2 separate regions of the Homo sapiens genome follow, and region 2 is linked to region 1. Evidence: read pairs that join two places in POLR2A ChIA-PET (ENCODE). Cell type or tissue: MCF 10A. All regions are shown on one strand. Each heading gives the region's core, and the rest is flanking DNA. Links, peaks and the distances in the headings are about the cores only. Region 1 overlaps ADK (adenosine kinase). Region 2 has its middle 11 kb from the start of PLAU.

Region 1 (6,557 bases), core at 45-2,544:
CTTCACAATCTTTTTTTTCTTTCTTTCTTTTTTTTTTTTTTTGAGACAGTCTCGCTCTGTCGCCCAGGCTGGAGTGCAGTGGCGCGATCTCGGCTCACTGCAAGCTCCGCCTCCCGGGTTCATGCCATTCTCCTGCCTCAGGCTCCCAAGTAGCTGGAACTACAGCGCATGCCACCATGCCCCGCTAATTTTTTAGTATTTTTAGTAGAGATGGGGTTTCACTGTGTTAGACAGGATGGTCTCGATCTCCTGACCTCATGATCTGCCCGCCTCGGCCTCCCAAAGTGCTGGGATTACAGGCGTAAGCCACCGCGCCCAGCTCACAATCTTTTAAATTGTTCATTCATTAACTCAACAAATATTTATCGAGCATCTGTTCTACTACAGGAGACACTACAGATTTGGCAAAGATCAAGAACATGTGCTGCCCTTTTAGAACTTACATTCTAAGGAGAGAAAGATGAATAATCAAGTAACAAAAAAGAACAGCATCAAATGATCATAAGTGCTATTCAAAGAATTAAAACCAGCAGATCAATGTAGAGAAAGAAATTTTAAACTTTAAATCATTTCTTCAAAAGCATAAAACCCTCAGTATTCCATGGAAAAATAATATACATACTCAAATTGAACTATGAAAATTTACCAAAAGCAGACAAATTTCCCAATGGAGGAAAAAACACTTTAAAAGTGATCATCCTTCAAAGGGCAATAACAGAATTAAAAGCTTGGATATATAATTCAGTCATGTTTTTCTAAATTATTTTACATAATTGTGGCAGACTTAAAATGGGAACAATATCTTAGAGACAAGAAGTCTATGTTCCCTTCTCTTAAATCTGGGCTAGCCTGGAACTCCTCTGACCAATAGTGTATAGTGAAGGTGATGCTATGCCAGATTCTAAGCTAGCCTTTGAGAGGGCTGCCAGCTCCTGCTTTGGTCTCTTGGAGCTGCCACGTGAGAAGTCCAACTACCCAGCTGAAGAAACCACAGAGAGGATCTCAAACTACACTAAGAGAAGCCCAGTTGAGCCAAGCCTCCAGTTACCCTAAGGCATAAGGTGAGTGAATAAAGATAAGATGGACCCTCCAGACCAGACCTGTTGTCAGCTAAACACCTCCAAGTGATCTTATTCACCATATAGAACAGAATCAACAGGCCAAGCTGTGTCTGAATTCCTAATCCAAAAATCATGACATCTAATAAAGTAGTTATTTTAAGCCACCAAATTTTGGAATAGAAAACCAAACTGTGTGAAAAATACATTTTTTGGCCAGACACAGTGGCTCACGCCTGTAATCCTAACATTTTGGGAGGCTGAGGCGGGAGGATCACTTGAGCTTAGGAGTTCAAGACCAGCCTGGGCAACATAGTGAGACCTCATCTCTATTATATTTTTCTACATTTATATTTTTTTAATTAAAAATACATTTTTTACATTGTAACCCAGTACCCTATACATATAACTGAAACAATGATTCACAGAGCAATACTTACCTCTTAGGTACTCAATGCACAATATTTTTTATTCTATTTCTCGTTTATAAAATACCACTTGTGCAATACTCAAAAAGGCTCATGTAGTCTGGAAAACATTTTAGTCTATACAACTCACTTAACAGGTGCATTCACAAATCCAGACAGAGACCTTAATAGGACTCAGGTGTCCTTATCCCTAATCCAAAGCTCTTTTCCTTGCACCATGCTAAAAGCCAATAGGTATTACAGTTTGTAACCAGAAGTTCCTCACAAGCTCATATAAACACCTCAGAACTGAGTGAAAGCTTAAAAAGCTTCATGGAAGTCATGTAGCAATCAGAAATAGCTAAGAGGAACTGAGACTTTTCCTATTTTAACCATTTCTTTTTTTTTTTTCTTTTTTTTTTTTTTTGAGACGGAGTCTCACTTTGTCACCCAGGCTGGAGTGCAGTGGCGCAATCTTGGCTTATTGCAACTTCCACCTTCCAAGTTCAAGCGATTCTCCTACCTCAGCCTCCTGAGTAGCCAACGTGGGCAGAACACTTGAGGCCAGGAGTTTCAGACCAGCCTGGGTGACATGGCAAAACCTCATCTCTACAAAAAATACCAAAATTAGTTGGGCGTGGTGGCACAAGCCTGTGGTCCCAGCTACTTGGGAGGCTGCGGTGGGAGGATGGCTTGAGCCCGGAGGTGAATGTTACAGTGAGCTAAGATTGTTCAACTGCACTACAGCCTCTGCAACCAAGTAAGACCCCATCTCAAAAAATAGTACTAATAAATTGTTCTTAACTAGAACATTTTAATTAAACACAAGCAAAATTGGTTTGTCTAAAGTTTTGATTAGAAAATACAATCTACTGGCCGGGCATGGTGGCTCACGCCTGTAATCCCAGCAATTTGGGAGGCCGAGGCGGGCAGATCACCTAAGGTTGGAACTTCAAGACCAGCCAGGCCAACACAGTGAAACCCCGTCTCTACTAAAAATACAAAAATTCACTGGGTGTGGTGGCGCATGCCCTTAATCCTAGCTACTTGGGAGGCTGAGTCAGGAGAATCACTTGAACCCAGGAAGTGGAAGTGTACCCAGGAGGCCACTGCACTCCAGCCTGGGCAACAGAGCAACTCTGTCTCAAAGAAACATGAGAAAAAAGAAAATATAATCTACTAAAAATTCCAGTTCAATGAGTTAATCCATTTGCAAACCATACCACTAAGTAGATCCCACAAGAGAATAATTATTTTGGGGGGGATAAAACTACATATGTGTGAATAAGAAAACTTGAGAGACACAAGTCTAGACAAGATTATAAAACACAATTGACAATTGCCACAGAATTTCTTTAAACAGGGTGCTTATCTAGCACATACAGAATTTACTGACAGCTTCTCAATTTCTATCTTCATACATAATATAAACAGCAAGACACATGAGTCAGAGGTCCTGAACGTGAGATGAATGTTTACTACTTAGGGACTCTTAACCTCTCGGGGGTCTGTTTCCTCAGCTAAAGACAGATTGCCTGGTTGTCTTCTTGTGGAGATCAATAAGAAAATGTAAGTGAAAGTACTTGACATTTTCTTCAAATATGTTATTCTTATCTTAAAAAAAATTAAATTTAATTAAAAAAAAAAGCTCCCCAGGAAATTGATGCTTCATTTCTTATTCCAGAGCCTAGAGCAACGGTAAGTTATAAGACTCAGGATCAAATCTCACCTTGGATACTTAGTAGCTGTAACTTACTGTGTTACCTTACTGATACCACCTAGCCTCTCTGGGCTTTAATACCCTCAACTGTACAACCCAAATATTAGACTCTGATTTTAAGTACCTCATCAAGCACTAATAATCTAAAAAGTCTAAAATATGTTCAGAGTTTTCAAAAATCACAAGAAACTGTGAACCACCATTTCAAAGCCACATCTGGCTGATACTGAAATCTGCTGCTTTCACACCCCAACTCGATGTCTTGCAGGAAATCTCAGCTCTAGGAGGGAACATTTCCAACTCTACCTGAGAACAGGCACTCTTAGGCATCTCCTCCCTCCGCTGCTCCTATCCCAACTCCCACCAGCATTCCCAAGCAGTCTTCGGAAATATGAAAGTAGTTTCTCAAAGAGAAAGGCTGAGAGAGCCTGCTTTAACCTGTTTTATGAGAGTAAAGAATCAACATCTTGGGAAACAAAGAAAACACTTAAAGATCTTTGAGTTTGACTTGATATCTACAAGAAACTAACACGTCTTCTCAGGAATCGAGTTTATTGAAACTTCACAGAGAACTGAGGTCAAAGGTCTCTGATGTGGTGTTTTTTTACATTTGAAAAATGTAGGAATGCTACACAAATATGGGGGAAATAGTGCTAAAGAAGAGATTCTTGTCCTCCAGAGGAAACTAGGCAAAGATAAGAATCTACGAGTATAAGTCTAGAAATGTATATATTTCTCTAAAGAACACCCTTAGGATATGCAAACACAGAGATGAATACCCCTAAGGAAGTCAATGTATTATGTAGAGAAGAACCTACACTCCCCTCCCAAAAAAAAAGGACAAATTTTTCCTTTTTTAAGATGGAGTCTCACTCTGTCGCCCAGGCTGTGGTGCAGTGGAGCAATCTGGGCTCACTGCAACCTCTGCCTCCCAGGTTCAAGCAATTATCCTGCCTCAGCCTCCCAAGTAGCTGGGATTACAGGCGCCCACCACCATGCCCAGCTAATTTTTGTATTTTTAGTAGAGACAGGGTTTCAACATGTTGGCCAGGCTGGTCTCGAACTCCTGACCTCAAGTGATCTGCCTGCCTCAGCCTCCCAAAGTGCTGGGATTACAGGCATGAGCCAACATACCCAGCCTAAAATACTATTTTTAATAAACATTTTATACTATGTACTGAATTTAATAATGTAACCAAGTTTTATTATAATATCTCAAACCTAAACAATCAAATTTAATACATTTGGATGAACAAGCAATAAGTAAAACAAGACAAAGTAGAATTTCATCACTATGTTTTATATGCATCAACATGCTATCCTATGATAAAATGTTTTATAATCAATTCATCCTGAGTAGGTGAGAACAGATATAGACAACAGCATAAATCTGCATCACTTCTACGGCTTAATGGCTTCAATCTTCAACAAAACTAAGAACTAAAAATGATAACTAAGGTCTCAGCTGGGCTGAGAAAAAACTATTTTAAAAAATTCTATTTTAGGAGAAGACTTCCTCAGTCAAGCCTATAAAACAACAAACTATTTAAATCTCTATGTGGTTAAGTTCAAAGACAAACAAGAGAACTGTTTATTTGTAAAGGAAATAATTTTCTTGTATTTCAATTTGTTTCCTCAAAAACTTAGATAATTTTTCAGACTGCCATTCTAGGGCTAAGAAGGAAACAGTTTCTTTTGCTATATCGAGATTAAAGGAATTTGAGAAAACCTAAGACATCTGAATTTGACTTTTTTGCCCTATTTTGTTTTTAAGTGACCCCTCCTAGATGAGTCAATAGAGACAAACTTCTTTAAAAACAAATTTTGTGGTACTATGGATTCATTTCACAGTATGTTATGTTACACAGTACATTATGAAATTCTGAACAGTATTACTGACCTTCCATGCTTGTGCAGTTCTAATTACACTGCAAACAGCCTTACTAATTAAAGGCTTGCTAACACAGAGAAAAGAGATTCATCATTCTAACAGGTCACTGGGATCTTCTTTGTACATTCACTCTTTCAGAAACTCTATTCCTCCCCCAAATACGCAATTCTACTATATTAAAAGAAGAAAGAATGAGTGAAGACATCAACCACGGGACCTTAAGAAAAGGTTACTGTTGGCCGGGCACAGTGGCTCGCGCCTGTAATCCCAACACTTTGGGAGGCCGAGGCGGATGGATCACAAGGTCAGGAGATCGAGAACATCCTGGCTAACATGGTGAAACCCCGTCTCTACTAAAAATACAAAAAATTAGCCAGGTGTGGTAGCGGGCACCTGTAGTCCCAGCTACTCAGAGGCTGAGGCAGGAGAATCGCTTGAACCCGGAAGGTGGAGGCTGCAGTGAGCCGAGATCATGCCACTGCACTCCAGCCTGGGTGACAGAGCAAGACTCATCTCAAAAAAAAAAGAAAGAAAATGTTACTGTTCACGTAGGAGAAGTGTATTTATTCTGAGGGAATTTTTCCCCATAGACAAATATAATAAATGGCTATTATAATCGAGCTCACTATGGTCACCAGAAAGAACAGAAACGCAAACTGGGGACAGGCGTGGTAGCTCACACCTGTAATCCCAGAACTTTGGGAGGCCAAGCCAGGCAGATCACTTGAGGTTAGGAGTTCAAGACCAGCCTGGCCAACATGGTGAAACCTAAAAACACAAAAATACAAAAATGAGCTGGGCACAGTGGTGCATGACTGTAATCCCAGCTACTCAGGAGGCTGAGGCAGGAGAATTGCTTGAACCTGGGAGGTGGAGGTTGCAGTGAGGTGAGATCATGCCACTGCACTCTAGCCTGGGCGACACAGTGAGACTCTGTCTCACACACACACACACACACACACACACACACACACACACACAAAAGAAATGCAATCGGGAGTACCTTTCTTATCCTTTAGTATCAGGTTGATTTTGCACACAAGCTCACTCCATTTAACAAAAAAATGAAAGGCCAAAGAATCGTGAAGTATTTTCAGGTAATAGTTCTCTCCATCAACTCCCATTATTGGTAAGAATTTATAGACAACACATGAATCCATTTTGCACCATTAAATGCTACAAGCAGCCGAGCCCAGTGGCTCACGCCTGTAATCCCAGCACTTTGGGAGGCCAAGGTGGGCGGATCACAAGGTCTGGAGTTCGAGACCAGCCTGGCCAACATGGTGAAACCCTGTCTCTACTAAAAATACAAAATTTAGCCAGGTGTGGTGGCGGGCACCTGTAACCCCAGGTACTTGGGAGGCTGAGGCAGGAGAATCGCTTGAAACCAGAAGGCGGGGGTTGCAGTGAGCCAAGATCGTGCCACTACACTCCAGCCTGGTCAACAAGAGTGAAACTCTGTCTAAAAAACAAACAAAAAA
Region 2 (10,671 bases), core at 3,966-6,465, 270 kb after region 1:
CAAGGGGACAATACAATCTTACAATTTATCCCTTGTTAAAGATAGATAATAATAATAATAACCAACTTTTATTTGCATTACATTCATTTTCTTTTTACATCTTAACACCTTTAAGGAAGGTACTATTAATGTCACCATTTTATGGATGAGAAAATGAAGGTTCACTGGGCTTAAGCAATTTCCACAAGGTTAAACTCCAGGGAAATGGAAGCACCAAGACTCACATGCAGACCTGGTTGACTCCAGGTTTGGAGAACTATCTCTGAGGCAGTATCAAATTCAATCAGGCTAGTGGAGGTGCTTGTCCTTCTAACTGGGAATCTTCCTACTTCTAACCCATGGTGACATCCCAGGATAGCTCCAGCTGTCCATCCAAGTCATGTCTGCCTTGATTCCTGCCTGCCCACCTTGAACCAGACTGATTAAAGTGTTCTTCCATTTGTCTAATGTAGCCAGCCACAGTTGTGTCTGCTGGGTCTAGTCAGAGAAGTGATCACTGGGCCTTCTGGCTGTGCTTATATATCTGTGTGGACTCCTGGAACCACCCATAGCCAGTCTTCCTTTTCCACAACTATTCACCCATATTTATATGATGGGGATACTCTAGGGTTCTTCTATGGGGAAATAACAATAGCATCTATTTATTGACAATGGCTTTTATTTAGCAGGCACTGGACTAACAGTTCTGTATGCATTATTTCATTTGATCCTCAGTGAAGGAGATGCAATATCATCCCCACTTTATGGATAAAGAAACTGAGGCACTGAGAGGTTAAATAACTTGTCCAAGATCACACAGCCAATACCTGGCAAATCAAACCCAGGTTTCCTGCTCCCAAGCCTGTGTTGATAATCATCACTAAGATGGCATTGTCTCTTTATCCTTCCCTGAAGGGGGAAAAAAAAAAAGACGAAAAAAAGCCCTGTTGAGTAGATGCCCAGGTATCTGAAATAATAAATATTCAGTAATGTTATCTTTGCCACACTTGTCTGATGATAAGAGTCACTTGGCTTGAAAGTTGAAGAAGTACAGATTTTCAGGTTACCCATTTGTAAATTCTGATTCTTTAGATGGGGCCTAGAAATCTGATTTTTTTTAAAGAGAGACAGCGTGTCAGTCTGTTACCCAGACTAGAGTGCAGTGATGCAATCATACCTTACTGCAGCCTTAAACCCCTTGGCTCAAGCAGTCCTCCTACCTCAGCCTCCCTAGTAGCTGGGACCACAGGTATGCACCATTATGCCCTGTTATTTTTTTAATTTTTGTAGAGATGAGGTCTCTCTATGTTGTCCAGGCTGGTCTTGAACTCCTGGCCTCAAGTGAAGGAATCTGATAGGAGGGAATCTGAAGGAACCTTAATAGGTGACCCAGAGGATTCTCATCACCAAACAAGTGGGGAAAATGTCAGCCAATGCATCATATATCTAGGGAGTGTTGTTTTATTTTTTTCACCCAACTAAACTACAAACTATCTATCTACTGGGGCTTCTACTTCAACCCCATCCTTTGAGATGGGGGCCGGAGGAGAACACAGAGGTGGGGATGGCCCGGGACTACAAGGCAGGTCTTTGGGCAGCATTCCCCAGACAGGGATGAATCAAGGAAAGGGATGTATACCTGAGAGCCTTGTGCCAACCAAACCACCTCGAGGCGACTTTTCTAGAGAATCTGTTCTCAGAAAGTTAATTGCTTCAGCACTTTTGTACTTGTTCTTTTTTTAGATTCCTAGTGATAGTTTTATTTTTTAAATGCCAAACAAATGGCTAAGTGGAGGGACTTTTCCATATAGACTAAAAGAGCTTGGAGGCCAGGTGCAGTGGCTCAACTGTAATCCTAGCACTTTGGGAGGCCAAGGCAGGTGGATTGCATGAGCTCAGGAGTTCAAGACCGCCTGGGCAACATGGTGAAACCCTGTCTCTACTAAAATTTAAAAAAAAAAAAAATCAGCTGGACATGGTAGCATGCGTCTGTGGTCCCAGCTACTCAGGAGGCTGAGGCACAAGAATTGCTTGAACCCGGGAGGCAGAGGTTGCAGTGAGCCAAGAGCATGCCACTGCACTCTAGCCTGGGTGACATAGTGAGACTCTGTCTCCAAAAAAAAAAAAAAAAAAGAGCTTGGAGACCCAGAGGAACCCTCAAAGTCATAGCAGTGAATAAAAAATTGGCTCCCCAAGACCTCAGGAAAATGAAGGGAAATTAAGTAGCGGTTAGAACAAAGCAGAGTTGAGAATAGCTGTACCTACTAGTACCTGTCTATCTGTGATGTTTCCTCTCAGTTCCCGTACTGGCCCTCCTCTGAGCTTCTCAAGGTCAGTTTTTGGTTTTGTTTTTATTTCTAAGGTCTTCTGATTCTACCTGCATAGAATTGGGTTTCCAGAGCATTATGCTTTGCAGGGAGAGTAGACCCAGCAGCTTGTGTGATGACCACAATATTGCATCTTCAGTCAAAGAGGAAGCGACAGTGACACTGTCCCCATGCAGACTTTGCTCCACAGTGCAGCAGTGTCCTGAAGATTCATTCAGTCTGTATCATAGCAGTCAGCTTGTTCTGTTTGTAAAGGGAATTCTACCCTAAGTTCTCAAAAGGACTAAGCTCAACTCAAACTGTTCATTTCATCCAATCAACCAAAAAGGACCTTCAGACACCTAAGGACATGCCTCATGCGGTGCTAGGCACTGAGGGTACACAGGAGAACAGGGCAAGATTCCTGCCCTGAAGACACATGAAATCTGTTAGGAAGACAAAATGAATTTACATGAAACAATGAAAAAGTCTTTAAACAGGATGGCAACTATAAAGAAAAAATAAACAGAAAATAACAAGTGTTGGTGATCATGTGGAGAGAGTGGAATCCTTGTGCACTGTTGGTGGGATTGTAAAATTGTGCAGCTGATATATGGCAGTTCCTCAAAAAATCAGAACTACCAGATGATCCAGCAACTCCACTTCTAGATATAGAAGTAAAAGCAGGGTCTTGATGAGAGATTTGCATACCTTTGTTCATAGCAGCACTGTTCACAATAGCCAAGAGGGGGAAGCAACCCAAATGTCCACGCAGATAAATGGATAAACAAAATGCAGCATATCTACACATGGAATATTAGTCTTAAAAAGGAACGAAATCCCATCACATGCTAAAACTTCAATAAACCCTGAAGACAGCATAGTAAGTGAAATAAGCTGGTCACAAAAAGGCAAATACTGTATAATTCCACTTAAATCTACTTATATTTTATATAATAGTCAAATTCATACAAACAGAAAGTAGAATGGTGGTTGCCAGAGGCTGAGGAAGGGGGAAATGATGAGTTATTGTTCAATGGGTGGGTATACAGCTTCAGTTTTACAAAATGTAAAAGTTCTGGACCAGACGCGGTGGCTCATGCCTGTAATCCCAGCACTTTGGGAGGCAGAGTGAGACCCCGTCTTGAAAAAAAAAGGTTCTGGAGATTGGTTGCACAACAAGCGAAATGTACTAAACACTACTGAACTGCACACATAAAAAATTATAAAGATGGTAAATATTATGTAATTTTTACCAAGATTTTTGTAAAAGTTGTTAATCATTAAGCAGCCTATCAGCCACAAACGCAGCAGAAGTTCAGAGACTGGAGACACTAAAGTTAGAGATTTCCCGGACTAATCTTTTTTTTGGGCGGGGAGGGGAACAGGGTCTCACACTGTCACCCAGGTTGGTGTGCAATGGCGCTGTCTTGGCTCATTGCAACCTCTGCCTCCCAGGATCAAGCAATTCTCCTGCTTAGCCTCTTGAGTAGCTGGGACTACAGGCACCCGCCACCACACCTGGCTAGTTTTTCTATTTTTGGTAGAGAACAAGGGGTTTCACCATGTTGCCCAAGCTGGTCTTGAACTCCTGAGCTCAAGCAATCTGCCCACCTTGGCCTCTCAAAGTGCTGGGATTACAGGCATGAACCACCATGCCTGGCTTCCTGAACAAATCTTTTTTTTTTTTTTTTTTTGAGACAGAGTCTTGCTCTGTCACCCAGGCTGGAGTGCAGTAGCATGATCTCAGCTCACTGCAGCCTCCATCTCCAGGTTCAAGCATTTCTCCTGCCTCAGCCTCCATCTCCAGGTTCAAGCATTTCTCCTGCCTCAGCCTCCTGAGTAGCTAGAATTACAGGCTTACACCACCACATCCAGCCACTTTTTGTATTTTTAGTAGAGACGGGATTCACCATGTTGGCCAGGCTGGTCTCAAACTCCTGACCTCAAGTAATCCACCCACCTCAGCCTCCCAAAGTGCTGGGATTACAGGTGTGAGCCACCGCGCTCACCCATGAACAAATCTTAAAAGATGGGTGAGGTTGGGATTGGCAGAGGGCAGGAAACAAGAATTCCAGGTAAGACCCCTGGAAAGAGACAGGAGCTAGGAATAAACATTTTTACGTGTTGTGGAGAATAAACCTGTATGTATTTAAGTCTCTCTCTGTGTGTGTGTGTGTGTGTGTGTAGATGTATGCACAAGCAGTGAGAAGTCTGGCTTGATTAGGGAAGGTTTACATTGCATGAGAGCTAAGTTCAACTAGAGTGAGGTCAGATTATAAAAGATCTTACTGCAGCTAGAAGTGTGCACTTGATTCCATAGACTCCAGAAAGGTACTGCAGGTTCTTGAGCAAGGGTGTGCTTAAGTTTAGTAAAACTGAAAATCTCCATCAATCTCAGTTGAAATATAGGAAGCAAAAGACAGTGATTTGAAATTTGTCTGTGCTTGGGCTGTGGGGAGCATGAACCCCAGAATCTTGGTGCAGTAATGGAATTGGGAATTGAAATGAGAGGACTCCGAGAGAGGAAGTGAGAGTGCAACGGAAGGCATGAGGACTTGTACAGCTGTCATCTTTCCTATCTTTAGGGGCTTTTGATTTTCCAAACTTGGAAAGTCATGTGCTTTGCTTTAGAAAGAGTCTTCGAGGCCTGGCACGGTGGCTCACGCCTATAATCCCAGCACTGTGGGAGGCCAAGGCAGGCAGATCACCTGAGGTCAGGAGCTCGAGACCAGCCTGACCAACATGGTGAAACCCCATCTCTACTAAAAATACAAAAAATTAGCCGGCCGTGGTGGCAGGTGGCTGTATTCCCAGCTACTTGGGAGGCTGAGACATGAGAATCACTTGAAACGGGGAGGCAGAGGTTGCAGTGAGCTGAGATGGTGCCACTGCACTTCAGCCTGGGAAACAGCAAAACTGTGTCTAAAAAAAAAAAAAAAAAAAAAAAAAGGAAGTCTTAGAAAGTTCCTTTAAAGTGCTGTACCATGAAATCCATATTTGAAGGCCAGTAGTCTCCTGGATTGGAGTGGGAAGAACCGGGGGTAGAAAGCCCCACTGCCCAATGCCAGTAGCACCTGTTGAGTCCAAAGGCCATATCTGCGAGCATGAGCTGAAGCTTCCTCTTGAGGAAAGGAGTGACTGCCGTGGTGAAGGCTGTGGTTTCAGAGTCAGAGGATAGAGCTCCATTCCTGGCTTGGTGGCTGACTCCATCCATGAACCTGGCTGAGTCACTTCCCTCCATATGCCTGTTTTCCCTTCTGTGGAATGCAGCAGAACGTCTTTTCCACCTGCTTTCACAGAAGACAGAATCAGCTAAAAGAAAAAGAAATTTTCATCAGGTACTTGTAAGCAAAGGGGGTGAGGCCTGGGCTGAAGCAAAGCCTGGGACGTCTGTAGCCCATAGGGGCCAGCTTTGACATGAACATGGGGGCCAGGTTTGACGTGGCCTGCTCTTGACATCAGAAGGCCATGGAGAGGATGTAACTATTAAACAACATAAACAAATGTTACCCCAGAGAGCCTGGGTTCTGGGAATATGAACAGGGACTCCTGACCAAAATTCCAGGTCTCCAAGTTCCCCTTGAGGAGTCATGAGGATTAGACAGGGTGAATCACCACACCCAGTGTCTGTCTTGGAGACCTAAACCCAGATATGAACTTCAGCAAAGGAAGGGGCTGATTCAAATAGCATGGGGGTTGTAGCCAGAGCAATATAAGATGTTCCCCTGGGTCCTTATGGGACCAAGAAACAGTTTTGCCCAAGACTTTGGATGCTGTTCTAGTTCTGAGGTCAGTGGCAGGTCAAAGCCATAGCTGGCCTCCATGGAGTCAGCACAGTAGCCTCTGGTCTGGAAGACTATGTGGAAAAAGAAGTTCAGAAGAGTGTGGGCTCAGAAATAGAGTCAGTATTCTCCCTAGAGCCTGTATTATTTCTCAGTCCAACCCTACATAAGTGGAAGGCAGAGAGATAGCCAGCTCTTCAGAGCTTGGAAGAAACCAGAGGGTGCAGGAGAAAGAACCATGTTGGCTGCTCAGCTGCAAGGGTGATTTTGCCACCACAGGGAAACACCAGCTCTCAGAGCTGGGAGAGGTGGGGTCTCAGGGGGAGAAGCAGACCCTGGAGCCTGAAACACTCAGGCATCTGGAGTATTGTGTTCAAAAACGATCTCACCTATGACCTCTCACCCATTAGGATGGCTATTATCAAAAGTAAAAAGAAAAGAAAAAGTGTTGGTGGTCGGGCTTAGTGGCTCACACCTGTAATCCCAGTACTTTATTTTCTTTTTGAGATGGAGTCTCGCTGTGTCACCGAGGCTGGAGTGCAGTGACAAAATCTCAGCTAATCGGAACCTCCACCTCCCAGGTTCAATTGATTCTCATGCCTCAGCCTCCCAAGTAGCTGGGATTACAGATGCACACCACCACACCCAGCTAATTTTTGGATTTTTAATAGAGACGGGGTTTCACCATGTTGGCCAGGCTGGTCTTGAGCTCCTGACCTCAAGTGATCCGCCCACCTTGGTCTCCCAAAGTGCTGGGATTACAGGTGTGCGCCACCGTGCCTGGCCTCAATCCCAGTACTTGAGGAGGCCAAGGTGGGAGGATCACTTGAGCCTAGGAGTTTGAAGCTGCGGTGAACTATGATCATGCCACTGCACTCTGGCTTGGGTGACAGAGTAAGACCCCGTCTCAAAAAAAAAAAAAAAAAAAAGGGCACTGGTGGGAATATGGAGAAATTGGAACTCTTGTGCATTGCTGGTGGGAATGTAAAATGATGCAGCCACTGTTGAAAACATTTTGGTAGTTCCTAAAAAAGTTAAACATAGAATTACCATATGATCAAGCAATTCTGCTCCTAGGTATCTACCCAAAAGAATTGAAAGCAGGAACTCAAACAGATATTTTTATACCCATGTTCATAGCAGCATTATTCACAACAGCCAAAAGGTGGAAGCAACCCAAGTGTCCATCAATGGATGAATGGATAAACAAAGCTTGGCATATACATATATGACATATTATTTAGTCTTAAAAAGGAAGGAAATTCTGGGCTGGGCACAGTGCTTCATGCCTGTAATCCCAGCACTTTGGGAAGCCAAGGCAGGCGGATCACTTGAGGTCAGGAATTCAAGACCAGCCTGGCCAACATGGTAAAACCCTGTCTCTACTAAAAATACAAAAATTAGCTGGCCATGGTGGTACACACCTGTAATCCCAGCTACTCAGGAGGCTGAGGCAGGAGAACGGCTTGAACCTGGGAGGCAGAAGTTGCAGTGAGCCAAGATCACGCCACGGCACTTCAGTCTGGGTGACAGAGCAAGACTCTGTCTCAAAAAAAAAAAAAAAAAAAAAAAAAACCAGGAAATTCTGATACCTGCTACAACATGGATGACCCTTGAAAACATTATGCTAAGTGCAATAAGCCAGACACAGAAGGCCACATATTGTATAATTCCACTTACATGAGGTACTTAACATAGGCAAATTTATAGAGACAGAAAATAGAATGGTGGTTAGAGGGGGTGAGGATGAAGGGGAATGGAAGTTATTATTTACAGGTGGAGGTTCTGTCTGGGATAATGAAAAAGTTCTGGAATGTGTATCAGTGATTTTTACACAACAATGTGAATGTATTTAATGTCACTGAAATATACATTTTAAAATAGTTAAAAAGGTAAATTTTGGCTAGGTGTGGTGGCTTACACATGTAATCCCAGCACTTTGGGAGGCTGAGGTGGGAGGATTGCTTGAGGCCAGGAGCTCAAAACCAGCCTGGGCAACATAGTGAGCAAAACCCTGTCTTTACAAAAAATTTAAAAAATTAGCCAGATGTGGAGGATTGTTTGAGCCTGGGAGTTTTCTTTGTTTGTTTGTTTGGTTGGTTTTTGTTTTGTTTTGTTTTGTTTCTGTTTTTGAGACAGAGTCTCATTCTGTAGCCCAAGCTGGACTGCAGTGGCACGATCTCGTCTCACTGCAATGTCCACCTCCTGGGCTCAAGCAATTCTTATGCCTCAGCCTCCCGAGTAGCTGGGACTACAGACGCATGCCACCATGCCCAGCTAATTTTTTGTATTTTAGTAGAGAAATACATGTTTCACCATGTTGCCCAGGGTGGTCTCGAACTCCTGTGCTCAGGCGATCCACCCACCTTGGCCTCCCAAAGTGCTGGGATTACAGGTGTGAGCCACTGTGCCCGGCCAAGCCCAGGAGTTTGAGGCTTGATTGCGCCACTGCATTCCAGCCTAGGCAACAGAGTGAGACTCTGTCTAAAAAATAATAATAATAATAAATAATAATAAATAAATAAAAAGTAGGGCAGGGTAGGTGGCAGGCACGGTGGCTCACCCCTGTAATCCCAGCACTTTGGGAGGCTGAGGTAGGTGGGTTGCTTGAGCCCAGGAGCTCGAGACCAGCCTGGGCAACATAGTGAAACTCCATTTCTACAAAAAATTAGCCAGGCATGGTGGCACATACCTGTGGTCCCAGCTACCCAGGAGACAGAAGTGGGAGGATCACTTGACCCCCAGAGGTTGAGGCTTCAGTGAGCCATGATCATGCCATTGCACTCCAGCCTGGGTGACAGAGTGAGAATCTGTCTCAAAAAAAAGTAAATTTTATGTTATGTATAATTTACCACAATAAAATAAATAATAATTTTTAAAATGGTAAATTTTGGCTGGGTACAGTGGCTCATGCCTGTAATCCCAGCACTTTGGGAGGCCGAGGTGGGTGGATCACCTAAGGTCAGGAGTTCAAGACTAGCCTGGCCAACATGGTGAAAACCCTGTATCTACTAAAAATACAAAAATTAGCCAAGCATGGTGGTGGATGCCTGTAATTCCAGCTACTTGGGAGGCTGAGGCAGGAGAATCTCTTGAACCTGGGAGGCAGACGTTGCAGTGAGTCAAGATGGTGCCACTATGCTCCAGCCTGGGCAACAGTGCCTGAGACTTCATCTCAAAAAATAAAAATAAAATAAAATAAAATAAAATGGTAAATTTTATGTTGATATATTTTGCTACAAAAAAAGTTACCCAAAACAAAAGGATCCCACAACAGAAGGATCTAGCAGACTCTGAGACTGAGACTCAGAGACGTGAGAAGACAGCAGCAACGACATTCAGTGATGTGAACTGAGATGGGGGTGGGGACTGGGATGGAGATAAAGAACCTGCTGGCAAGGGACAAGGATCAAGTGTGAGTGTTAGAGATGAAAGAGAAGTTGACCCAGCTGGGCACTATGGCTCACACCTGTAATCCTAGCACTTTGGGAGGCCAAGGCGGGTGGATCACGAGGTCAGGAGATCGAGACTATCCTGGCTAACACGGTGAAACCCTGTCTCTACTAAAAATGCAAAATATTAGCCGGGCGTGGTGGCGGGCGCCTGTAGTCCCAGCTACTTGGGAGGCTGAGCCAGGAGAATGGCGTGAACCCGGGAGGTGGAGCTTGCAGTGAGCCGAGATTGCACCACTGCATTCCAGTCTGGGGGACAGAGTGAGACTCCGTCTCAAAAAAAAAAAAAAAGAAAGAAAGAGAAGTTGACTCAAATGGAGTTCTGCTACGGATAGGGCTGACAATTTTCACCTTTCTTCATAATTGCCTTCTCTGTCTCCTGCCCCCTCCACACGGGGTGGCCATGTGTATGCACCTCATTTTAATTATTTTTTCTTTAGCAATTTGAAAGCAAGACATTGAGACACTTCACCCCAAACACTTCAGTTTATATCTGTTAAGAACAAAAATTTTCTCATAAATAACCACAATAATATCACATCTAATACAATTTAACATTGAGTATGGAGAAAGAAATGGGGACTGGCAGGTCTAATTTTAAAAATGAACTTTGAGTCTGAGTCTTTTTTTCTTTGGCAGGCACATGGATTTCTGTGTTTATCACCCACAGGGTTTGCGGTAGGATGCTTCTGAGACCTTCTTCCACTGGCCACTGGTCAGTCCGCAGTTGCCCTCTGAGGCTTCCTGTCTCCTTTTAGAGCTGACAGACACCACAGTGAGTCAGTTCTGCCAAGGCTTGACTCATTTTTAACCCAGTTTTGGTGATCAAACACAATACCCTGGAATTTGGCACTACAGCTCAAAAGGTATGGCGGGCCCATGGTTAGAAGACTGGGCTCCAGCTGCTTCCTGTTGCCCCATCTCATTTCTTTATAAAGATTGGAGTGAACTGCAATTAAAGTCAGAGAGACTTGGGTTGAAACTCTGGCTCAAACTCTTGTTAGCTGTGCTACCTTAAACACATAAGCCGTTAACCTCCATAAGCCATGGTTTCCTCTGTGAGATGGGGCTATCAAGCTCCATAGCATTGCTGTGGGGATAAGATAGCTGGTGCATGAAGAGCTTCTTGGCACTCTGCTTGTCATGAGG

What was found. Peaks named below come from ENCODE experiments on the same cell type or tissue, not always from the same donor. Only the 100,000 strongest peaks of a DNase experiment are listed, where the experiment ranks them.
Region 2: POLR2A ChIA-PET joins it to region 1 with 5 read pairs; 6 of 35 experiments call an interaction of 5 or more read pairs at or near these places.

Annotation. Positions count from the first base shown.
Region 1 is chr10:74,162,022-74,168,578 of GRCh38, reverse strand. The region is part of intron 1 of ADK (adenosine kinase); the gene reads right to left. Among named protein-coding and RNA genes, the nearest start is that of ADK, 14 kb to the right of the region's middle. RefSeq lists an enhancer at 864-983. In MCF 10A, for the core only: no CTCF peak of the experiment used is centred there; no DNase peak of the experiment used is centred there.
Region 2 is chr10:73,894,380-73,905,050 of GRCh38, reverse strand. No RefSeq gene overlaps it. Among named protein-coding and RNA genes, the nearest start is that of PLAU, 11 kb to the left of the region's middle. In MCF 10A, for the core only: no CTCF peak of the experiment used is centred there; a DNase peak (open chromatin) is centred at 5,480.